Regions from separate parts of the Mus musculus genome. Here region 1 is linked to region 2. The links are chromatin loops, found by intact Hi-C in ENCODE. Cell type or tissue: left cerebral cortex. All regions are shown on one strand. Links, peaks and the distances in the headings refer to the core of each region. The heading gives the core; the rest is flanking DNA.

Region 1 (12,621 bases), core at 5,364-7,863, 65 kb before region 2:
TTCCCTGTGCTGCCTACATGTGCCTGCTGTCTCAACAGAGCTGTTCCCTGTCATGGGCTTACCTAATTCACTTTTTGACCCTCCCCTTTTTTTGTCCCCAGAGTTCAGAGCTCAGTGCCTGAAGTACCCAGAGGTCAGCCTGCAGCAATATACACAGCCAGGCCTGTGTGGACCTGAGATGGAGAGTATTCTCTGAATGGCACTAGGTGCTCTTTGCTGCCTTCCCAGTCCCTAAACTCTGCTTGAGTACGTGTGTCATAGGAATTACTGGGCCATCTGCTTGGAATTTACCCAGCCATGGAATAACATTGCCTTCTCCTTAAATTGCCTGTTGTTTATTTCTTAAATAATATGTGTTCATAGTTAGAAGAAATTGAGAAAATACAGATAAGCATAAAGACTAAAAGGAAATTACCTAACTCAGCCTGCCCTTAAAAAAAGTGACAGTTGTTCATTTCAGTGTTCACTTACCCAGCCAGACCAGGGTAACATTTCAGTAATTGTAGAAATGGGACGGACCATAAGCACACATGCTTCCCAGTGTCCTTCAGTTCTTGGTTCTGCCATCAGCCTTTCACATCCAGTTTATCTTAGTTTAACTAGCAGCTCCCTGCCCCTTGTCCATGCCTTACTTATCAGTTACCTGTTAGTACACTGTGTTGTGCTAGGTCTTCCCAGCATTAGAGCCATCTGGACTGGTTTTCTAGAAAAAAAAAATGCATATTTAGACTTACAGTTTCTGGGTCATGAGCTCTGTACATCTCCAGGGGCAGGGGTGATACATGCAGGACATGCTGATTCAGCTCACCCTCCACTACAGGTGTGTGGCAATGCTGGTCCCCTGACTTTATGTGTGCAATATTTTCCTCGTCACCTTTTAAATGAATTACAGATATAATGCTTGTTTGCAGAAAGTGTGGAAAACATGGCTGGCTGCAGATCCAACCTGGGGTAGCTTCCTGCAAATACTTTCTCTGCTTGGTGCCTTACTCCTGCAACAGTACAGACATAGATGTTCACAAACAGAGTTGCAATTTATTTTGCAACTTACTTTGTAGCTTGAGTATAACAATATGTCTTGGAAAACTTTACATACCAGCTTTCTCTGCACATCAATCTCACTTGTTCCTTTTGACAAGGGCATGATGGGAATCTCTTATGTTTATTTGGTGGTTTCCTGTTAATGACATGGAAGGTTATCATCTCTGTCACAATTGGTTTTAATGGTTATCCCCAGATTCTCTTCAGGAATATATTCCAGTGAAAAGACTTTTCAGGTTGCTCCCCACGCTTGTGCCATTGCAGCATCTTATCCCTTGTAAGAGTGACTACACTTTACAATTATCAGCATAATCAACATCTTTTTGGAAACACTGTTTTGACCCTATATTTTTTCTTTTGGGAATAGCCTCTTTTTATCAGCCAGCCGTTTTCTTTTAGGTCATTTGTGTTTTCTAATTGATTTATAGGTCTTTTAAAAGTGATATGTTTATTAGCAAGTGATTAAAATATTTATTATTAGAAAGATTCATTTTTTCCTGGTACGTTTATTCATAGATACTCTTTGTGGGATTTATTTATGACTTACAGAGTCACTTTTGCCCAGGGTTGGCTCAGATGATCCTTCCACCTCAGCTTCCTGTGTAACTGGGATGACAGGTTGTTTGGGCAACTAGATATTGGTAATCTATTTGTTTTGTGATTACATTTAAATGTTCTTTCTTGTCCATTTTTACTCTTCTTGTCATGATTATTTTAAAATCATATTTATTAGTAGTTACATAGTTCCATTTCTTGATTTGAAACTCTGGTGCTGTCTTAAAAGCTCTTGTGTATCAGAGCTCTTAGCGATGCTACAAGCCTCTTGTTATCTCCCCTTAGGTGATTATCACTGATGGAATCCATAGCCTCACCCAGATCTGACTTCTGCCCTGGCTCTGGCTAACTGACCTTATGTCAATGAGTCACCTCTGCTGAGCTTAGAGTCCTTGTTCTTAGGGAATTGAGGGCGTGAGGTGGCCAGACCTGCCAGGATGTAGCTAGGAAACCAAGAGTTTCCTTTCCTTCTGTGCTCTTGGGTTCAGTTCATCTTATTGATAGACAATTGCTGTTGTTTACATGAAACCAAATTGCTTTCCAGGGCACAGTGGTGGCCACTGGTTCTCTTCCACCCTGAAGAGTGACAAAGCTGTTACAGAGTCACCGGGTCACCACTACCATCTGGGCATGTGTGTTGTGTCTAGAATTGGAAAGAACTTCTCTTCAACCTCATTTTTGTCTGGAACTCATGACCCTCCTGTCTCTCATTAGAATATGTGAAAACAAAAGGCAGGGAAATGGCTCTGGGCTAGGCAATATCTGACACCCTACATTTGCTCTCCTATCTGTCATTAGTGATGGTCTGTCCTTTTCCCCTTTGATAAATTGAACACTGCTTGTCTTGGGCATCTTCCCATTTACTCTGAATCCTCAGGAGTGCTGCAGCCCCAACGTCTCTCCTGTGAGTGAATCCAAGCTGAGGCCGGATGCATCTGAATGGGGAGATTTGAATTCATTTAGTGTGACTGAATGTTCTCTTGCAATCTCTCCTGCCTTGAGTTTCAATTCCCTCATATCAGTGCTTGATTCAGTCTCAGTCAGGAGATTGTTCTCTTTGATAGCAGAGGGAGTTTAGGAGTTCTTTCTTTCCATCTTGCTAACTGGCCACCTTTCACCCCAATATGAGTCCAACCCTTCCTGCTCTTATCACTCCTAATCCAATTTTAAAAGCTTCTCTCCCCCTTTCCTTTTTTTTTAAAGGCTCAACTTTCCAGGCCTCAGCTCTCCTGACCCTTTCCTTACATGCCTGGATCATTCCTTAATGTCAGTTCTATGCTTTCCTTTGGAAGCAGGTATTTCTAGAAAAGTACCTACTAAGTCAGATCTAGGAGAGGCCCCTAAGGCCTATGAAACTCATGGACTCCCTTCCTACAAACTGGTCTGTTCCACTGGGCCCTGTATCTATCTCACCCTGTGAGCTACAATCAGTGAGTGTCATGATCTTCAGGGGGTGGGGACAGCTCACAAGCTCCTCCTTCCTTTTAAGAACATTCATTTTATTTCTCAAGTGTGTTTGCTTGCATGTTTGAACTCTTGCCCTCACAGAGTGTGGTCTTCCCTCAGGGATGTTTATGACTCCAAGGGATGCTTGGTAACATCTGGAGACAGTTAAGGAGATGGTACTGTGTTCAGCTAGTAAGGGACCAAGGGCAAGGGTGTTGCTTTCCACCAGGAAGAGACCATGATGTGGAGCCATTCAGCACGAGACCAGTAATGGTGCCAGAATGGTCCAATAACCCCAGTGCAGAGCAGCTTCTAGCACCTCATCAGCCTGAGGTGTTTGGTAAAGGCTGTAGGCTTTACCAGGCGTGATGACACATGCCCATAACTGGAAACACTGAGGTAGGAGAATCACTGTCATAAGCCTTCCAAAAAACCTTCTCTGGGTAGAAGAGAATGCAGGACCCAAAAAGAGACTGACCACAGGACAATTTGCTGGAATGCACTTCGGTGATGGTCCCGTGCCTGACTTCCCTGTTAGACCTTTGCTGTCTCCTGAAACCTCTGTGTCTTACTTTGTTTGCTGCCTCATTGTAGCTCATTATTCAGGATATGCTTCACAGATATCAGCAGGGTGTGCTCAGGAAAAGCCAAGGAAGGGAGACTTCAGTCTCTGATGACAGAAAGGCTCCAGATGTGTTTAGTGTCTTCCTCTGGCCTATAGGTGTCCCTTGCTCAGGACACCATGAGGTGCCAATTCTGCCAGGACTTGGTTTGGGTTGACTAGCCAGGGGAACCTAATCCAGAGTCAGGGCTGCTGCAGTGCAGCGATAAGACCTGCTGGTTCATGCTGTTTCTGGGGCCTCTGCAGGCCTGCATCACCTCAAGCGGGCAGTGGGGGAAGGTTTCTTTCTCTCCTGTGGCCTCATTTTAGGCCAGCATGTAAGGGACCTCCTCTAACTTCCATTTGTGACATGTCTCAGTACTTGGCATTTTGCCAGGGGCTTTATCTCTAGTTGCCACAGGTCTCTTGAGTATATGCAGCTATTCCCATTGTATGGTGGAACTTGGGGCTGTGGTGCATAGAGTTGCTGAGTAGATGGTGAAAATAGAGTTTAAACGCAGCACTGGCTAGTCTGAAGTCTGTGGTTTTGCCTCCACTGTTGAACTATGATTTTTATATTGCAGTGGCAGGAATTTGAGCCATCAAAAATGGGAAGTGACCCGGCAGCCAGCAGAGTTGGATGCCTTGTTCTAATTATTCTGCATCCCTGGCCCAATCATGGCCCCTTTAGACTGCTCTCATGTCACCTGGGAAAAGTTAGTCACAGGTACATCTGGCTCATCCTTGGCATGACCCTCTTGAGATGACTGTGGGATTCCTTCCATTTGCATTGCCATTTACCATAGAAATTTATTTGCAAAATAAATTTCCTATAATTTTATCACACTCTCAAATTGGTTCAAGTGTTCACAGTGAAACAACCTTAAATAAGTTTTAAGAACTGGAACCAATCAATGGTGGCACACATCCCACCCCACCCCCCTTTTTTAAAAGAATTTTTTATTTATTTTAAGTATATGAGTACATTGTTCCTTGTCTTCAGACACATCAGAAGAGAGCTTCAGATCCCATTACAGATGGTTGTGAGCCACCAGGTAGTTGCTAGGAATTGAACTCAGGACCTCTGGAAGAGCCCCTAGTGGTACACACCTTTAATCCTAACACTCGAGAGGCAGAGTCGGGCAGATCTCTATGAGTTTGAGGCCAGTATGGTCTACAGAGTGAGTTTCAGGAGTTCCAGGACAACAGCAGGGCTGTTACATAGAGAAACCCTGTTCCAAAGGGAAAAACAAACAAAACAAACTGGATGGAGTTCATTGATTGAGAAGAAAAATGTCATGAAACCAAGTATCCAGAGCTTGTGCTGTAGACTGTGCTATAAGGAACTAGTGTCATCAGAGTTACAAGGTAGCCGGCTCTACTCAAGACTGAAGACTCCTGCAGTGCTACTGTGTGTGGGTTCTTTGTCTACAGGTGTGTGTGCTCCACTCACTGTTACTCCCAAATGGTGCCCTTTTGACAGATAATCAGGAAATGCAGAATCTAGTGGGCCTTTCCCCCACTACCCATGTCAGTCATTTCTAAACTGTTAAAAATGACCACCTTCCATCCCTGCTGCCAACATCTATTCACTGGGCCTTAACGGCCTCCTGGCCTATAGCTCTAGACTCAGTGAGTACACAGGGTGACCTTTCCTGTGCTCTGATCACAGGATACTCTTATCACATAGCTACTGCTTCACAATCCCAACCTTACCCATACTCCCACCAGCCGAACTGACCTACTTCTGGGTTCACTTGATACTTCTATAGACATCAATGTTCCTTGAGCCTTGTTGGAAGTGCCAGTCAGACTCTGTATCCTATGACTCAGGACACCTTCCCTGAATCTTCCTGGAGAAGTCCTGTGCTGGCTTCCACGTCCCAAGACTGAATGGTTTTGTTTTCCTGTCCCAAACTGCAGGCCAGGGGGGAAAAAAAAGATCTTTAAGTATCACAGCCTCAAATACCAGAATCTCAGGCAGAAAGGGGGATGGGAGGGAGTGGGGAGGGAAAAGATGGATGCCCTGTGGAAAAGTATTTACCCAGTACAGGTCCTGGGGAGATTCATGTCCTGTGTACCTTCAGCAATGGACTGGCCATTAGAGACTGCCAGGAATAGTATCTTTCTTCCTGGTTAAGCCACCTGAGGTCCACTTTGAGCACGGGAAAGCTGAGGGTGGAGCTTTCAGCTGGCCAGGGCAACACTGCCCAGCCACGGTGGCATTGTGGCATCTGAACACCGTAGGATAAGAGCCTTCTCTTATATGTTTAGAATGCCAGTGGAAAACGGGCCATATGAGGTGTGTTCAGGTTTATAGTGTTTTTAATGAGTGCTGGGCATCAGGTAAGGACTGTTGATATACTTTGTGCTGGTCTAAGCAAAGCCAATTAGTGCAAAGGCAGGCAATGATCTTCAAATCTGAAAGCCCAGATTGTAGCCTCAAGCTTAGGGTGGTTCAAGTTACTTACCCAAGTCACGGGGTATGTGAAAGGCCTTCTTAGAAGCAGCACACTGTGTTTTGTTTCTGTCTGAGATGATCGGGAGTATTATAAGTTCCTCTACTATCACACACACACTCTCCCTAAGGAATACTTCCTGAAAACCTGTAGGCGCCTGTGCTTCCTGTAGCTCCCGGGAGGAATGTAGGTCACTTCATTGTCGCTTGTTAAAACGGTCAGCTTTGGCAAGTATCTTTGCTGTTCTAATGGCATCTAATGAGAACACCAGCTTCTGGCAAAATAAGAGGCTAGAATGTAGAATCTGCTAATTTGCTGGTGCTTCTTGGATATCAGCCAGTGACTTTGCCTGTCTAGAATAAAGACTGATATTTACTGCACTCCTGTGTGTGGCAGACACTGTGCAAGCATTTCATAAGTATTAGCTCTTGCAGCCTGCAGCTCAGGAAATACTCAAGAAATGCCTGTTGTATGAACTTAGTGAGCAAGGCAGGGTCTTCCCTGTCCCTGTGCTGAGGCTGTGCTGAGAGGGGAGGGACTAGGAAAGAGGCCTGGCTTATTCAGAGAATCCAGGAAAGAACTAGTGTAAAGGGTATTGCCTCCAGTAAGAAGAAGCCGAGTCAGTCCAAACCTCCAGGGATGTTTGCCTGTTCCTGTGAACTGTGAGGTAACAGAGCAGCCTGCCAGCACTATGACAGTGTTCAGTATCATTTCTATTTTGTGACATTTTAAAAAAGTGGTGAAGTATAATTGTTAACATTTTATGTTTTATCAACTATGTTTTGTGGAAAATATCTCACTTTCCTCCTGAGGATATGATCATAAGCAGCACATCACCTTAGCACCCAGTGTGTATATCCTCTGGCCAGCCCTATCTATCAGTGGACTCCCAGCCAACTCTAATGGATACTGCATTAGGATGCACAGATTCCTTGTTTGTATCGGACAGACTCATACATGTAAATAATTGAAATTATGAGGCAAGTCTGGGGGGAAAAAACACCCCGTATCAGTAACATCTGAAGAGGTTGACAACAGTCAGGGGACGAGACAGACCGAAGATTATGAACAGAATGAAAGAAAAGGGTTTATGCAGATGGTGGCCTCCGAGGGTGCTGACAGGAGACTCTTCCAGGTTGTGAATACTGGGAGTCTCTGGGGTGTGAATCATCAACTGCTAACAGACTCTCAGGCCTCTGCTAAAACAAGGGCAGCAAGAATACAAAGGTATGAACCTGTTTATTTTTCACAAAGAAGTGCAGGAAGAATAGCCATGAACTGACAAGGCTGAGGAGGAGTAAGAGGAAGATGGGGGGTAGGGGTGGGACGGGGGGGGGTTGCTTGTCTGATAAGAGACTTTATGTGCATTTGAATTTTAAACCATATTGTTTTCTTTACATAAAAATTATGTCAGCAGTTAATAACACCCCCCCATACTCCCAACAGGTAATCCTGACTAAACTCAAGGACATACACATACATACCCACACATACACACATACATGACATTAAAGTAGGGGTACTTGTTAGAAAGTAGGGTTTCAGCAGAAGGTACAGTGAGATTAATAGAGGGTGAAAATGAAATTCATATGTATGTGCATATGTGTGAAATTATCAATGAGTAAAAAAATAAATTAAAATTATATCAATAGCTGATTGTAGTTGCACACACCTGCAACCCTAGCCCTTGAAAAGCTGAGCTAGGAGAATATATAAGATCTAGGCTAGCCTGGGCTAAGTAGTGAGACTAACAAAACATAGATCAACAAAGAGAGGGGAAGTAAGTTTAAACAGAAATAAATCTCTTCCTGTGTTTCAAGGACACACCATGACCCTGTGAAAGGAACATCACTAGGCTTTTGGTCAAGGCAAGATGACTAGACTAATTTCTCCCCGTTCTTTTTTTCCAAGAACAACTATGAACCCTGCAAGTGTTTCTGGGCAGCCAAAGCAGTGCTCTGAAAGAGATGGAGCAGTTCTGGCTAACTAGAGACCCAAGACGTAGCGTGGGTGTCTGAGGCCCAGCATCTCCCAGCCCTGGTATAGTATCACATGTCAGGCTCCTGTGCTCCTTTGGGTTGAGAGGAGGTGGGCCCAATAGCAACAATAAGAGATGGGGCAGAAGACATTAAGTGGCAGGAGCAGCACTCCATCCTACAGAGCAGACATCTCCTGTCCCCAGGTGGTAATCTAGGGGCTGAGAATGCTTTGCCCTATGAATCAGACTCCATTCTCCACTCGGGCTGATAACTGGCCCACATCAGCAGGAGACATGACACCACAACAGTATCCAGGAACCACTCCCTTCCCCTACCTGGAACCACTTGGAGCTGTGGCACTGGTGGGGTCCCCTTCAACACCCACTAACAGAGAAGCATTCTGCCCTGCACAGGGACATGCTTTCACCTTTAGGGTCAGCAGGAAACCCACTGCCCTCAGATGGCTGAGACAAACCCAAAGAGTGCAGGGTTGCCTCTGATTCCAGAAGCTGAACATGAAACCAAAGAAGTCCTCACCTGAAAATGAAAATGAATACAAAATAAATTATGTATTTTCCACAGCATTGTGACAAAATACTTGAGATTTATCTTGGCTTACAGTTTTAGGTATTACATTCCATCATGGGGTGTTGGTGGCTGGATAGGTACATTCTGGTGGTGGGAGCTGAGGGGGAAGTTTCTTCAAAGACTTATCCCTAGTGAATCACCTCTACTTTGTTATTTGAAACACACAACAAAACAAGAAGCTGACATCTGTAACACTAAAACATCGTATGGGATAGGGGTGGGTAGAGGAAGGTCTGAGTATGAGGCTGGGAGCAATACTGATAAGAGGCTAGCCACTGGGAGGCACTGCCTAGGACACCTACCATGCTACAGGATGCAGGGTCCAAGAGCACCACCAGGCTACAGCCCTCCTAGAAGACAAGTCTGGAAGGAGCTTGGAGACAGTAATGGCTTGAGTCTGCACAGGGGTAATGGGACCCAGTCACTGAACTATTGCCACAGTTGAAGGCCTAGGTTAGAGGGGGGTCTTGCCCTCATCCTGGCATTTCTCTTCAGATGGGAGATAGACTTACCTAGGGGACTGAGATGTAAGGATCCTAGGCTAAAGACTAAGTGTACAGGGAGGGAGCAGAAGAACCATTAAGTACTCAGCTATGACGCCAATCTACAATCTTCTATTCAACCAAATTGTTAATTGAATGTGAGAACAGAAACAGTTCAAAATTTTTATATCCTGGCACCTTGATTAGGAGGATACAGAAACTGTACTGAGGACAAACAAGAACTCTGGAAAGGTTCTGTAGCAGGAGCTGCTAAAGAGATGCTCAGACAAGTGCCAGGCTGCAGGCAGAGAGCTGCCCTGGGCTCTGAAGCAGGAACACTGCTGGCCAAGGCCAGAGAGCTAGGTGGCTGCAGAACAACAGAGAGCTGCTTGAGAGAACTGAAGAAGCTAAGCTAGGTTTGAAGAAAATAGATCTTTAAATGAGGGGATTTTCATTGTGGGGGAAAGGATGCAATTATGGCACAGAGTGGATCAGCAATGGACAATATGTTGTCACAATAGCAAATATCATCTTCATAGAAGTGTGCAAGCCACATTTCTGTGGGAAGAGGCATAAAGAGTGAACCCTTACTACCCGTCATAGGAAATTCATCTCTGATATTGCAAGTTGACAAATCATGAAATCGCTGTAAAAACAGCAATTTAGAGATCCAGAGTGAGTGCTGAGGAAAGGGAAATGTGTACTCTGAGCAGTAGCAGTAATGTTGGGGTGAAGCAGAGGACTGCTGGAGTTTGCTCCTACTATGTATATTGAGAGATGCTTCTGTGACCTGAAGGTGGTGATGCTCCTCCCCAAGTAGTGACTACAGAGCTCTAAGCCTCCTTCTAGTCCCTGGCCTTGTCTCCATCCTAATCGTTCTCAATTCTCATGGCTCCAGTGAGGAAAGCAGCCCTCTAGGATGGCAACCCTTAAAGTGAATGCTTGGCCCCACTGTGCCATTGCTTCAGGAGACTCCCTGGAGGATTGATGTCCCCAGAAGACATAAGGCAGATGAACCCAGGCCACACTAGGAAAGGTGATACACCTGCCTGTGACCTGGTCATCATGGATTGTCCTAGTTAGGGTTATCGTTGTTATGAAACATGATAGCCAAAAGCAAGTTGGGGAGGAAATGGTTTATCCAGCTTTTACTTCTACATTGTAGTCCATCATTAAAGGAAGCCAGGACAGGAACTCAAACAGGGAAGGAACCTGGAGGCCCAGGAGCTGTTGCAGAGACCATGGAGAGGCGCACTTACTGGCTTGCTCGTAATGGCTTGCTCAGCATGCTTTCTCATAGAAACCTGGCCAGATTTTATGGAGGCATTTTCTCAATTGAGGGTCTCTCCTTTCAGATGACTCTAGCTTGTGTCAAGTTGACATAAAACAAACTGGCACATAGATATAGAGGTGGGTCACCCTAAAGTCTAAAATGAGTGATTCTGGCCATCTCTGGAGAGTAGAGGCTTCATCTGCCTACATGCAGGCTTATCCCCTGCAGCTGGCTCTGGTATACAAGAACAGCTGACTAGCAGAAAGTAGTCCAGTCAAGGCTTACCCAGGGTGCAGCACATGTCAGTCATTCACCTTCCTCTTTCTAGCCTGTCTATTCTCCTGGCTAACTGTCCCCAGACTGTGTGCTGCGAGATGCCTGTATATATTGTCAGCTACTCAGAGTCCATGGAGGAAGTAATGCCTCGAGGAGTGGTATGCCGAAGGCAGCCCAGGCTTCCCTTTCTACAGGAGTGTCTTAGCATCACAGGCCATTGTGTTTGCCACATTTGGATTTTTTCCCAGTTGCTGTGTTTCACCAGACTCCTGGTGTTTCTATTTAAGAGTATATTTCTTACTTCTATATAAATAGGAGCAGATGTTTTGCAACCAGATATTTTGATTTGGTATCATATCCTGGACATCTCTCATTTGCAATGTGTGCAGGAGTCTGCACAGCATTTCTTCTTAGGGTGCACCATAATTCATTTACTATGCACTCCCTCCATGGTGGTTACTAGGGTCCCCCCCCCCCCGTTATAAACAGTACAGCTGTAGAATCCCTCTAATCTGTATCTCTGTGCTCTATCTGCTTTCTTAAGACAGTGTGCTCATTAACCATGCCAGAGCATATCACAGCTTCGCCTCTGGAAAAGCTACGTAGATGTGCCACGATAGCCTCAAGCACTGTGCCTGGTATAGCAGGCCTTTCATCTTGGCCAGTCTGATTGGCAAAACATCTCAGTTCTTCTTGGGATTTTTGTCAATTAATAGTGGGGCTGGGTGTGTATCCCTGAATTTATTCATCATTTATCTATGCAGTTGGTTCTGAAGTCTATGCTACCAGCTTTGGGAACACTATGACAAACACCTCATTAGAGCAATCCATTCCGAGGGACAGAGTATGAATGATGGCCTCTCCTGTGGGATGACCTGGGGTGTGACTGGCTGATAAGATGCCTGTGGTGATATATGACTAGGTCAGACAGATTCCCCAAAGGGCCTCAAATGTGACCCATGGTGGAGCTTCAGTCCTGAACAGTGTAGAATGCTACCTTTGGAGCCTCTCATGTCCCCAGCTGCCCCTTTATCTGTAGTTAGCTGCCAGACCACCTCACAGGAAGGCAGGGACCTGTCTAGGTAGAGTCTTAACTGGTTGAGTATGTCATAGCTTCTGCCCAAGTTTTCAGGTTTGCAGGGAACTGAAAGGACTGTGAAATAGCCACTCTAACAGGAGGCAGTATGGAACAGTAGAAAGTGCAAACTCCAAACACCAGCCTGGATTTGTCTCCCAGCCCTGCATCTTTTTACCTAGTGGGCATTTGTGGAGGTATATGGGTACCTCTACCCTCTGAACCAAGAATCAAGCATCCAGATGTGATGTCTCAGAGCTATTGTCAGGATAGAGGAAGAGAGTGCCAAATAACAGGAGCAAAGTGCTGTGTGATAGCTGTGGTACTAATTGAAAGTCCTTCCCTCCCCACCTGGAGGCTTGGCCTCCCTCTTTAATTTATTCTGTCATGAATGAATTTCTTTCACCAACCAGTGTTGATAATAATAATCACGACAGCTATAATTCACTCAATACCTACTGAGGCCAAGCCCCATATTAGACACATATTGTAAATGATCTTTTGTATTCCTTACAGTCATCTATAGGGAAGATAAGTTACTTCCATTTTATACAAGAACAGTTTGAATAGCACCTTGTAGGAGCCCAGATTTCCTGAGTCTGGTGCCTTCACTTAAAGCCCATGCTTCAAAGGCCACTTATGGGGACAAACAGCCCTCACCTGTAGACAGGTGTGTCAGCCATACTGTCCCCTCTACCTGTAAGCTCACATCTCCTGACACATTAGCTGCTAACAAGGTCAAACATACAAGAGGGCTGTGGGCTGTGGCTTCTGACCCCAGTCCTGTTTTATTTATGAGTTGGTAATGCTCCTTAGCTGTCTTTGCATATGCTGGGCTGTATTTGT
Region 2 (12,621 bases), core at 5,299-7,798:
AAGCCAAATAAATTCTTTCCTCCAACTTTCTTTGCTTATGGTGTTTCACCATACCAATAGTTCCTCTTCTGGATGCTTCTAGATGCTACTTTGTGCAGTTGGCCCAGGCTGTACAGGTGAGCTGCAGAACACTTCACAGCAGGCAGCTGCTGCTTGAAGATGCTCCATGTGTACAGGTTCCACACAAAGGACCAGAGAATATAGCAGGGACTCTAGCCTTGGAAGACTCCTCATATCTGGAGGAAAAGGAAGGCTGAGTCACCTAGGACAGAGGCTGCCAGGCACAAAGTGTGGGAGGTGAGTATCAGGGGAAAAGCGGGCTCCAGAAGAAGACACTGTCCGACTGACTGTCAGAGAGAGCAGGAAAGCCCAACCAGCATGTACAAAAGTAGAGCCCATGTAAGTCTCAGCCACAGAACCTGTGCAAAGTAGAGTGCCTGTGACTCTTAGTTATTGATGCTTTACCAACTTCAGATAAGGAGTATCTGCCTACTGCTAGGTGTTTTGTGCAGACCTGCAAAAGCAAATGTAATATATTATGGTTCCTCCCTTCCAGGCATCCTGGTTTAATGGAGAGACAGCTCTCACATGACCTTCCTACAGCATGCATGTATGGTTTTCATGTGGGTAGTGGGTAGGGCCTAGGACCCTCAGCAGCAGCAGCAGCAGCAGCCCAGCAAGGGCCACAAAGCCTTAGGTGACTGGAGACCTGGAGGCAGAGACAGAGTCAAGAACACATCTCCCAGTGAGAGGGAACCAGAGAGACAGGAGGCCAGTGCACGCTCTCATGGGTAGGCAGTAGTGAGACAGTATGGACCCAGAAGAGCATGGCACATGTTAAGAAAATGACCCATAAGTGTGTTGTCTTAGCAGCAGCTCATTTAGCAGCTGTTACATGCAGTGCTGGCAGTGCTGAGAGGAAATAGGCAATAGTAACGGTTGCAGAAAAGAGAAGAAAATGCAGTCAGTGATAACTCCGCGCTCACCACATCCAGTTCCAACCTACAGTACTGAGGTTCTCGGAAGAAAAGAGGGGAGCTTGAGCATGGAGACAGGTAGGTTTGCTAGTCTGCTGGGTGAGCACAGGCCCTAGGTGACTGGAGAGCTGGAGGCATCGAGAACAGTCAGAGCCCCCTTGGAACTAGTGCTCAGAAGACAGCTGTTTCTATGTGAGAGGGCATACACAGACTCTTGGCCTTGGGATGCTAGAGTCATGTATAGACTGTAGAGGGCTCTGAACATCCACATGACTGTAGAGGGTTCTCATCTCTAACAGGTAGCAGGAACCAGTGAAGCGCTGGGGGCTGCCTTGCAGTCTGATGATCTTCCACCCTGCTAATAGCAGGACAGTAAATGCAGAAGCCAGGGAAGGCTTGAGGAATGTGGGCCCTGAATCTAGGTGGCCAGAACAGACAGGTGAGCAGAGGTTTTTCTGAGATTCGGAATCTGGATAGCTCCAATACAATTCCACTCTGCACCATTTGGGCCTCTGAGACACCTCCTTCCTATTGTCACCTGTCCCAGGACAGCTTAGGGACAAATCCTATGAAAGCAGTTGCCTTAGTTAAGTTTTTTTACAGCTGTGAACAGACAACCATGACCAAGGCAACTTTTATAAGGACAACATATATTTGGGGCTGGCTACCAGGTTCAGATATTCAGTCCATTGTCATCAAGATGGGAACACAGCAGCACCTAGGCAGGCATGGTGCAGAAAGAACTGAGAATTCTATATCTTCATCTGGAGGCTACTATCAGAATACTGGCTTCCAGGCAGCTAGGACAAGGATCTTAAGCCATGCCCACAGTGACACACCTACTCCAACAAGACCACACCTACTCCAACAAGGCTACACCTCCAAATAGTGCCACTCCCTGGGCCAAGCATATACACATCACAGCGGTGCTGTCCTTCGATTACAGACCAGACTACCTCAGAGTCTGTGCAGGTTCAACTGCTTTGGCTGCTGTGGTTGGGGTGGGGCCTCTACTTTGTGCTTTATGGCTCCCTCAAGGCTGAGGTAGGCTTGTTCTCTTCACCAGGGTACTTTTACTGGTACATAGAGCCAGTACCCACACACACCACATTCATAGGTGGGTGCATACTCAGATGGAGGGCACATCATAGAAAGCAAGAACTGGTGTCCTTGGGTCTAGAATGATGCAGGTGCTAATAATGAGTTGGGAAGACAGAGAGGAACAGAATAGACAATCTGATCATGCATCATTTCCTGTTGTTACAATCACATGAATTCTGAAAATGACGTTTAATGTGGGACTCAGAGGCTCGCAGGACCATTAGGAGAGATGCAAGACAGGAAGTCAAGTGAGATAATAGGTCATAGATCAGGAGGGATAGCAACCCGGAAGACCTCAGCCTCAAGCACTGAGGCTGGTAGCTCTTGGGGAATGTGCCAGACATCTCAAAATTCTCTGAGCTCAACCAGCCACTAGGTCGGCTTCAGGGTACCAGGCTACGGCCCTTAAGAGTGGGCTTCTCCCTGCTGCTAGAGTCGGCTTCAGGCTGCTAGGCCAGAGCCCTGAAAAGTGAGGCTTCTCTGCAGTGGTCCAGGCCTTACAGTATTTCTCTGTAAGATACTGGGAACTTCTGACTAGGAGCTTGGCTCTGGAGTTGAAGTAGGCCTGCCTGCTGTGTGCCAGTCCCTGTCAGGTCAGTCCCATTCCATCATACAGAGGGCCTTTCTGTGTAAATCAGCTATGCTGTCTTAGACCTAGGGTTTCTTCACTAATCAGCCAATGCCAGTGGTTTACCGCTCTCCATAGCTCCATAAGAGCCATGCTCCCATGGCTTCTTGTGGTAGAGCATCAGCATCTGTAGCTCAGCCAACCTGAAGAGTATGACCTCCATCCAAAACACCAAGACACCCTCTACACCAGGGCTCCCAATGCCCTGTACTTCCAACAACATTCCTAGCACTTGACTTCCTTTAGAATAGACTTCACACATGAGAACAGTCAAAGCCACTGTAGGGCCAGACACAGTGTGACAGCCACTGTGAGCTGCTCCACAGGGGCCATGGCCACGGCTAGTGTCCTCTATTAGGACCCTCAGAACCATATACCACATGCATCCCTGGGTTCTTGCAACATAAGCTGGCCAAATACACTGGTCTTTGTGGAGGACAGCACTTCCTCCTGTAGCTTTGGTGCATCTCCCAACAGTGACAGGGGAAAGTTCTGGCATGTTTTCATGTGTCCTGAGAAGTACTGTCCTGGGGTCTTCATGCAAGAGAAAGCTAACCCTAGGCTGCATCATGGAGAAGCCCAGATGCCACCCTAAGAATGCCTCTGGACCTCTGACTTGAGGGTAGGTGGACAATATCTACTCAAGAAGTTGTCACATTTCCTGGGGTCCCAGGAGTAGAGGGACTAGGCACAAGACTAAGGCTCTGTCTTCACCCTGTCATACTCAGCATTTTTCAGCAAACACTTAAAGTTTCCACATCTATACTGGGACTTGCTCACTGAGAACCTCAGCTTTGTGGAAGAAGCTGAGCAGGACACGTGTTTCTTGACCTGGGCATAGCTGGCTTTGCCTTGGGTTTTGAGCTTGTCACTAGGACTAAAGCAGACCTCAAAAACCAGGCCCATGTGGATGGCACGGTCCCTCAGAGCAGCAATATGACCTTGGTTAGAGAGATCCCTCTAGTTAGTGTCAGAGGGCTGAGTTATAGAAGTAGACCAGATTAGAGTCTGATAAACCAGTGAAGATGGACAGCTTTCCCAGGTGGCAAATGACCAAGATTCCAGAGAGAAGGGAATGGGGTTAGGAAGGGCCCTTTCTTGAGGAGGCCAGAAAAAGGAACCTGGTCCCCTGAAACTGTAGTTACGGGTGGTTGTGAGAAGCCATGTGAGTGTTGGAAACCAAACCCGGGTCCTCTGGAAGAGCAGCAAGCTCTCTTAGCCTCTGAAACATCTCTTCAGCCCCAACTGAGGGCCTTTCTTCAGTTGCCTCAGACCACGACTACAGAGACTACTGTGGGACATCTGTCCCAATATAGTCACCCTCAGACATTGAAGACCACAGTTACCTGCTCTTTCACACATGGGGGGGAGGGGGGATATACAAGTACACATACAGTTCCTCCCTCTCATCCCAATTAGCCCTGTGCCTCTTACCAGGCTATAGTTCTCGGAGGGATGGGCATCTGAAGACCAGACTGACAATGATCCCAAGTGGCATGTTAATCAATAGTGGATCCCTGGGTCCCATTTACCCAGGTTGAGTGGCACATGGTCGATAGCAGCCAGTTAACCCAGTCCCTTGCAGCCTGCCTGTCTGAACAGTGCCTGCGCCCTGGCCACAGAATGGAACAGAAGCCGCCTTTGAGCAGCTGGGCAGGACGTGACGGAGATGAATGGCTAGTGGTTGTGGAATCTCGTTGCTGCTGCTATAATAAAAAGCCTGCTCCAAGGTCCCCACCAATGTTTCCTTGAAATTAAATATGAGGAGGACAGATAATAGCCAGATTCCATACCAGGCCAATACTATCAGATTGATGTCAGCAGTGATAATAGGAGAAGGATAAGTTGATGAGATCCCATTTATTAAATAAAGTGAGAGAGACAAAGGATGGGGGCTGCATGTGAGCAGGTGTACAGTGAGCACCTCATGAGAGGCAGCTGGGGAAGGAGGAGCACCCTGGATTTGCTGCAGGGACTCCTCTTGCCTGCTGAGGCTGCAGTGTAGGTGACAGCAGGGGAAGATGCTATCCCCATAGTGATGTTGGCATGGGAGCAGGGGAGATCCTGCCCCTCTGGCCTCCTATTGTCTCCACCTTGTCATGTTCCTTGCTTTACCACCGACTTTGCCTTCCCTTGTGTGGAGCCTTCCCTACAACACCCTTCCCAAGTGGAGTCAGCAAGTTTCCAGGCCATGGAGAAGCCCTGGTATAAGCCTGTGTTTTGTTTCTTTCCCATACCCCTGATTGTCTTTTCTTTTGAATTTTGTGGCATTTTCTAAAAGTTAAGTGTCTTTAAACACGGGCTGTGGAAATGGACACCCAGGCTCTTCTTGTCATGCCCGTGTCTTACTACTGCATGAATTGAGAAAACCACTTAGGCTTTTTGAGACTCGTCCCTGTGTGCAGAGTGAGACAGCAATGCCTATCTCACAAAGCTGCTGTTTGTATTCTGGGGGACATGATACAGTGTTAGTAATATATGTTGTCAGGGACACAGTAGGCTCTAGCACAGTCAAGTTAATCAAAATAGCAAAGATTTTACCTACATGCTCTCCCATACGTGTCTGAGCTTTCTTCCTAGGCTGTTTACTTGGATTATACATCCTCTTTGCCTTCTCCTTTCCCCATGCTGTTCTTCACCCCAGCTGTCTCCCAGGGTGTGGGCTACTTAGGGAGCAAGGTGTCTCTTTGTAGAGCTGCTCATGGAATACTTACCCCTCTCTTGACCACAGTCAGTTTACCTCTAAATGTAGATGGTGTTTGACTTCCTTGAGGTTACCATTACTATAACCATTACTGACTCACGATGATCACAAGCAACTTGGAGAAGAAAGGGCTTCTTTGGCTTACACTTCCACATCACTGTTTATCACAGAAGGAAGTCAGGGCAAGAACCTGGAGGCAGAAGCTAATGGACTGCTTGCTGCTTATTGGCTTGCTCAGCCTACTTTCCCATAGAACCCAGCCCAGGGGTGACACCACCTACAGTGAGCTGGGCCCTTTCACATCAGTCATCAAGCAAGAAAATGTACAACAGGTTTGCCCACAGTGGGGGTATTTCCTAAGTTACAATCCCCTCTTCCAAAACAACTCTAGCTTGTGTCAAATTGACATAAAACTAGTTACTGTCTTACAAGGTTGGGCTCAGAGACATTGCTGAGCCTGGTATCCATCCTGGTGCATGCACAGTAGCTGTTTGGTAGCCCAGAAGCTAGTGCCGAGGACGTTCTGAACCTTGGTACCCCGCTGCCATCCTCCACTCCACCACTGTCACTCTGCCTCCTGTGTTTTCTTGTGCTGCCACTCAAGGCCACCAAAGTGCAAGGTATGTGCAGTTCCTGGCCCTCTCACCCAGTGCAGTGGAGGAGCTGCCAATACTCCTGGTAGTCCCCTGCACTTCTTAGCTGATAAAGTGTAGCACAGCCTTCACCTCTGTCCTCAGAGCACAAACGTCTCATGTGTCTGTCCCTGTCCTTTTTCTTCTCATGAGAGTGTGAACTAGATTACCACTGGGTTTGGCTCATTCTACTTCTCTGTTACCTGTCTTTACTAAGTGTATCCATAGCCACACTGTGTCCAAATACGGTCATGTTCCAAGGCCCAGGAAGGATGTAATCAGTGGAGGAAATGCCAAGCCTCTCACTTCTTGGTGTGCTTATTCCTGATCCCCTTTGAGCACCAGTTTCTATCTTGGCAGACACGTGGGCTCCAGGTTGATGTAAACTAAGCAGAAATATAGATGTGCACCTCAGAAATGGAAAACCTGACCTGCTTCTGGTATGTTAAGGTGATGTGTGATCTGGGTGAGGGCTGTGGCCCTGGGGATCTGACTTTTGAGCCATGTGCTATAAGACGTCGCATTTACTGAGTGTGTGTTGAGACCATTGCCCTCGTCCGCTGAGCAGCACATCTACAACCACCTAATTCACAAGAGTATTCTTACCCGTTGGAGCTGTTTTGTAACAGGTCACCTTGAATGGGGTAAAGCCATCCAACACCTGCTTACAACTGGTTTGACCTGACTAGCCCTACCCTATTTCAGAGAAAGATTCACTTCAGGAGCTATGTCTCTCCTCAGATTCTTCTGTGCACAACAGATAAAACTGTTGACATTTGCCTGCCTGTGTGTACTCCTACTGTGCTGAAGTCCCTGTGGAAAGGGATCGTGGCCTCAGCAGTAGCAATGCTGTGCAAGAGATAGATTTCACACAGCCCAGTTTCTCCCTGCCTAGGAACCCACTATGTCTTCTCTGAAATTTTCTCTCAGCTCCCAGGCCCTCTTATCAGAGAACAGTCATCAGTGAGGTGGGCAACCCTAGGAGCCATGAGAAAAGAGGCTAGTCATGAGGCCACTCTCTACTCACTTGCAGCTCAGTCTGTATCAGCAGCTCTGTCGTACATGTGTGGAGGGGAATGTGAGTCAGAGTCTGGCTCCCAGTGTACCTCACACTGGGCCCAGGAGCCTGCCAGGGTACTTTCTCAATAAGGCCAGTAAACCTCATACCACTTAGAGCTGAGGTAGTAGCCTCTGGTATCTGCCTGATGTCTGCAGACCATGATTATGCAGGGTTAATTCTGTGCAGGGAGGATGCCTGCACCTTCCCAGGTGTGAGACAGAGAACAGAGCCAGGAGGGGAGACAGTGGGATAGGGGTGCAAGCTAGGACTTAAGGTGATGAGGGACCACAGAGCATTGCTCATAGAGAACACTTGTCTGAGACATGAAGCCACTGAGAACTCTGTCTTCCAAGGCCATACAACTCCAAAAGGCCCATGAATTGTCAAGCTCTTGGGAAGTTACAAAGGAAATAATGCCACAGTACCCACAGGTCCTCTCTCTGTACATCAGGTAGAACCTGCCAAGGGGGTCTCCAAAGGATCGGGAGAAGGGCAACTCTCCCTCATATATCTGAAGATGTGATGTAAATAAATGGAAAGGCAAAGACCCCAGATGACCTCACTGGAGCTTGTTGGAAGGAAGCCCCCTTGAGCAGCATTGGGCACAACTATGAGATTTGGGGGGCTTCTGTCCTGTATATGGGTTTTCTCTCCTGTGGCCTGGCAGCTTGCCATAGCACCCCAGCCACCCTGCCTACTTCTGTTGCAAACCTTCTATCTTGTTCAGACCTCCATTGATTCTTATTGTTCCAGCTAAATATGGGTTCTTCACTCCTAAACTGGCACATGTCTTAGGGATTGACCTATGACCAAGATCTGCTAAAGATGAACTGGGTGAGTGAGGTTTCTAGGAAGTCAGGCCTAATTAAATGAGGCACCGAGCCTAAAGAGGAGATACTCCATGATGGTTGTGGTCCAAGGCTGGTTCAGGAAGAAGGATGGACCCCAGGCAGCATCATGAAGCAAATGGCAGTGGTCAAAAGTGCCCATTCAGACCCCTGGGCTGGGCATAAGGCATTGCAGACTTACATCCTAAGCCCCTCATTACTTTGCTGCTGGTTCTCCTTAACTGATGACTTTCACTTGGTTGAATTATCTTGATAACAGCACTCTCCCCTCTGGTGTCTGCTGCATGGCTGACACTCTCAATTCAGAGGTGCTGGGCAGGAGAACAGCAAGCTGGCCTGGAACACAGCTTGCAGAATACCCATCCTTTTTATTGCCAAAGAATGTGAGGAATGGCTCACTGCAGCTTTATAACTGTCAGGTGTCACTACAAGTTCACCACAGCTGTTACAAACATGGGGGAGCTTTGGCGAAAACCCATCTGGAAAGCTGATGGGTAGATGGCACCACCACAATGTCAATAAATATGCCCTCCCCATACACTGGCTCTGTGGTGTAACTTCTCCATACCACAGTTTTCTCATGGGGAGAAGGAGGTAGGGAAGAATAAATACCATGCACCCACAGAGTGGGGAGAGGTAATAGGGGGATGTTTTCGCCAGTGTGCTGCTGTGTGAGCTACTGGGGTGGGGTGCAGGAGAGTAAGTGTGCAGAGGACCCTGAGTAAAGGTGTTAAAGGTTGAGTGTAAAAGAATGGGTGCGGGGAGTGTGTAGATGTGGGAGGGGTGTGAGTGAGTGCATGCAAGTGGGGGGACTCTGGGATCATAGGAGAATGGGTGTGTGAGGGGGTGTGGGAGTGTGCGTAAGGTGCGTGAAAGTATGTGTAGCTATGTGTGTGTGAGTTGTGGGAGCACTGGATATGTGACAGTGGGGGAGGCAGGGGAAGAGAGCTTACGTGGAACAAAAAGGCATCTGGTAGTGGTCCTGTCAAAGGTGGCCCCAGGGATCTGGGAGGGACACCTGTAACTGTGTAATCTGTTGTTTACTTTTTTATCACTTGTTTTGCATCATAATAGTAGAAAGTCAGCATATTCATTTGTTGTACATTCTGAAACTCTTTTGATAAAAGAAGAAAGAAAATATAGTAAAATGCCTCAACACATCACTACAAACTATCTCTAAGATGTGTATTTTTGTTTTTTTGGATATCTCTGTAGGTTTTTCTGTGTCACAGTAGTAAAATTAGAACAAGGATTTGGGAGGAAGTGGCATTCCTGTCTCACATGGCTGTGGTACCAGGTCAACAATGCACTGAAAACCCCTTGGACAGAGCCTGACCCAGCTGCCACCAGGCCCCTCACCCTTCCTGGTGACACTGGGGACTCATGGCAGCAGCCAGTCAGCATACAGCCCTATACCCCAGCCCATTCAGTATTGGCCACTGGCCAGAAGACCAGACCCTGCACTCCTCACTTGTGGAGTGAGCTGGCACATGGATAGACATCCAGAGCTTATCTAGTGTCTTTCTGGGTGTTGAGTGTGAGTTCTTGCCTCTCATGCCTTCTAATACCAGCCATCTGTTCTTATCGTCCCCCAGGCCCCGCAGAGTGGAGCCTGTGTGCTCTGGCCTACAAGCCCAGATCCTCCGCTGTTACCGGGACCATCTGCATGAAGTGCTTCTGTGCTCGGACCTGGTCAAGGCATACCAGCACTGTGTGAGCACTGCCCGCAAGGTGAGGCCACCTGCCTTAGTGTGTATGCCTGGGCCCCTGCATTTAGACGTCCCATCCTCAACCTTGCTCAGAACCATTTCTCACCACTTTTGGGACCCCAAACATGTCCGTGGGAGTAGTATCTCCTGTGCTCCTCTTCCTGGCTAGGCTTATGTAATCTGTCCACCTTCCTGGAACAAGTAGCAAACTTCTCACCTTTCAGCAGAGGGGCTGAGAAAAGGACTATCCAGTTATACCCCTAGCCTTCCTTGACAGAAACAGCTTTAAGCCTTGTTCCATCCACCCTGTGTCGGTGGCCATTTTCAGTCCCTGTGCCCCCTTAGTGTATCCCACCAGTGTACCTTCATTGCACTGAGTAAAAACCTGGAAAAGGTGTACTGATGATATTGGACAGACTGCAGGAAGTTCCAGTGTGTCTCTGTCACTACACATGCCTAAAAGAGGCTTGTGACTTTTCAGGCTCTCCTTCCTGGCCCCACACCTAAAGCTCCTGGAAACATCAGAGGCCAGCTGGGCCCTCAAGCCACCTCTAAACCATGCATGCAGTCTGGCACAGTGTGGGCCTCAGCACCCAGACTCACAGGGCACCCTGTGACCAAGATGTCCTACTGGAAAAACTTGGTGCCCTCTGCCAGCTGCACAGAACATGGTCCCTGGCAGAAGTGAGATAGGAATGAAGAATCCTCAGGAAAGATGTGCTTCCAAAAGCAGTTAGATGGCAGAAGCATTCCTGTCCAGCTCAGGACACCTGAGGGCTTTCCTCTAGGTATAGAGCTATAAACCTGCCTGGAGGTATGCAGAGCTCCCTAGAGCAGGAACCTGATTGCATAGTTGCATTCTCCCAGTGCATCTCTTGGAAAATCCCTACTTGTTAAGCTAGAGAACAGGGAGGACCTTACTTAGGTAGAGCAGAAGTGGGCAAGGCTGCACTAGGCCAGGGTGGGGGTTAGCCATACCACTGTAAGAGCAGAGAAGGGAGCTGGGCCCCTGGGGATAAAGAGGTGGTGCTGGCTATTATTGCTGCAGAACGTGTTAAGTAAGAGCCTATGTCCTGCTCAACAGTGGGGAGAGACCCAGTCTAGGTCTCAGGCCAGCTAACTGACTCATAGCCAGTTATACTGCAGGGAAATGGCCACTATCCAGTGCAGTCTGCAGGAGCCTGGAAATCATGAGGCTGAGGTCTCTTACAGCCCGGGCCTGGGCCATCTCTGGGGATGAAGAGGGCTCAGCTGAACTCTGGCTGTTCTCTTTGAAGGGCTGAGGAGCAGCATCCTTCCTGGAGCCTTGAAGAAGGGACCGATCATAGGACCACAGACCATGGCCCCCAGGCCCTGCAGTCTCTAACTGAGCACCCATATGCCTCTGAGTGTGGGGCTGCCATGCTCGAGAAACAGTATGTGCTACTGATTGAAAACAAATAAAGCAGATGTCTTTGTTTGCAGTCATTCACTCATTGGCACCCAGTCACTTCTGTTGACTCTTTGTCCAGCCGTCTGTTGGTCACCAGTGACACAGAGCCTCACAGGACAGACTGCTTCTCTGGGGGAATACTAGGCCTGGCAGGGGATAGCATGGAAACCCATAACTACATGGCCACACAAAAGCCACCGTGGATCAAGTATGAGAGGAAAGAAGAGAAGTGGTGTTTTGGGGGGATGGTGCCAGCATCCAGAAGGACCTTCTGTTTACTCTTAGGAAGACTGGTGGGTAATTGCAGGACAGAGCAGAGCCATGAGGAGTGGGCCCCAGGTAAGGAGGAGCAAGGTGCTCTGTAGCTAAGGGGGCAGTGGGCGTGAGAAGAAAGGGAAGTTGGGAAAGGGGCATCTGGGCTGGGAAAGCCAGGCCTTGAGCAGAGGCAGTGCTGTTCAGGCACCTGGAGCCATGTCATTCTCTCACAGGAGGGGCAGACTGAGGTAGGGCCATGCCAGAGAGCACTGTGGTCTGCACTGCCCAGGAGAAGGAAGCCACCCTGCTCTTGTGGGCCAGAGCAGGTGTCTGAATAGGAGATAAAGGGTGGACAGCTTTCAAGGCTCTGATACGGTGCAGGTGGCAGCACTGTGGTTCAAGTGTGAGGACCGGCCTGCCAGTGGGCAACCTTCTTCTTTATGACAGCACACCAACTCCAGGACCACACTGTAGCCTGCATTATGTCCTGTCCTGACAGGGGTTTGGGTGGAGCTTGCGGTTCTCTGGCCTTTCTGCTGGTAACCTTGTACTTCCCATTCAGGTCCACTCAGGGAGTCCCTGTGCCATCTGGAGCTGAGTGCCCCACACTCCGGCTTAGCAGCTCATCCCTGTACCTCTCCCTCGAAGCCCAAGGGAAAATTAGTGTTTGAGAGATACTCACAATCTAGCCAGGTTTGCCTGACGGTCTTATTTAGCCACACTGTGGGATCAATGGTCAAGAAAGGCAGCCACAGCACCCTCCCTCTGTGTTCTGGGTGAGTGCCTCACAGTGTGTAGGGAAGCTGAAGAGTGCCCTAGCCTGAGCCCTGCAGGGGAAAAAACTTGCTGGCATGAGAGAGGTCACAGGTCACATGGCTTATTGATTGACCTTAAGTGATACCAGAGCAGTCCTCTATCGAGGAACAATGATCCTTTCAGACCCTCCCCCAGAGACCCGGCTACTCCACATTGTCTGTCTTGGAAATCCCAGAGTGGCAACACGCAGACATCCCTCCTATTCTACAAGCTTAGTCAGACTCCAGGGCTAGGCATCGGACACTGCCAGGTGTGTGAGCACCTGGGAACTAGACTGCACAATCCTGTGCCAGCTCACTCTGCTGGGAAACAGGCCTCCTCCAGACCTGGCGTAAATGGCAGCATATATGTGACTTCCAGCACTGCTGAGCAGAGCTTCTATCCTGCTCTTTTTCAGCTTCCTTGTACCTTGCTTGTATCTGCAGAGATTGGCAGGTCAACAGGCAGCCACTGGCCCCT

The links. A loop is a pair of places that touch in the nucleus more often than their neighbours do. Peaks named below come from ENCODE experiments on the same cell type or tissue, not always from the same donor. Only the 100,000 strongest peaks of a DNase experiment are listed, where the experiment ranks them.
Region 1: it touches region 2 in a loop (1.9-fold over the local background); 3 of 42 quality-filtered maps call a loop at or near these places.

What each region holds. Positions count from the first base shown.
Region 1 is chr6:89,447,168-89,459,788 of GRCm38, reverse strand. All of the region lies in intron 5 of Chchd6 (coiled-coil-helix-coiled-coil-helix domain containing 6), which reads left to right. It overlaps Gm46966 (a long non-coding RNA gene), which reads right to left and starts at 6,591. Exons shown (of 4, transcript XR_003956465.1): 1 at 6,115-6,591; 2 at 5,385-5,560; 3 at 644-703. In left cerebral cortex, for the core only: no CTCF peak of the experiment used is centred there; a DNase peak (open chromatin) is centred at 6,360; H3K27ac peaks cover 850 bases.
Region 2 is chr6:89,381,664-89,394,284 of GRCm38, reverse strand. It overlaps Chchd6 (coiled-coil-helix-coiled-coil-helix domain containing 6), which reads left to right. Exons shown (of 8, transcript NM_025351.3): 7 at 9,546-9,681; 8 at 10,937-11,139. The coding sequence ends at 10,942. Among named protein-coding and RNA genes, the nearest start is that of Gm52910, 24 kb to the left of the region's middle. In left cerebral cortex, for the core only: no CTCF peak of the experiment used is centred there; no DNase peak of the experiment used is centred there.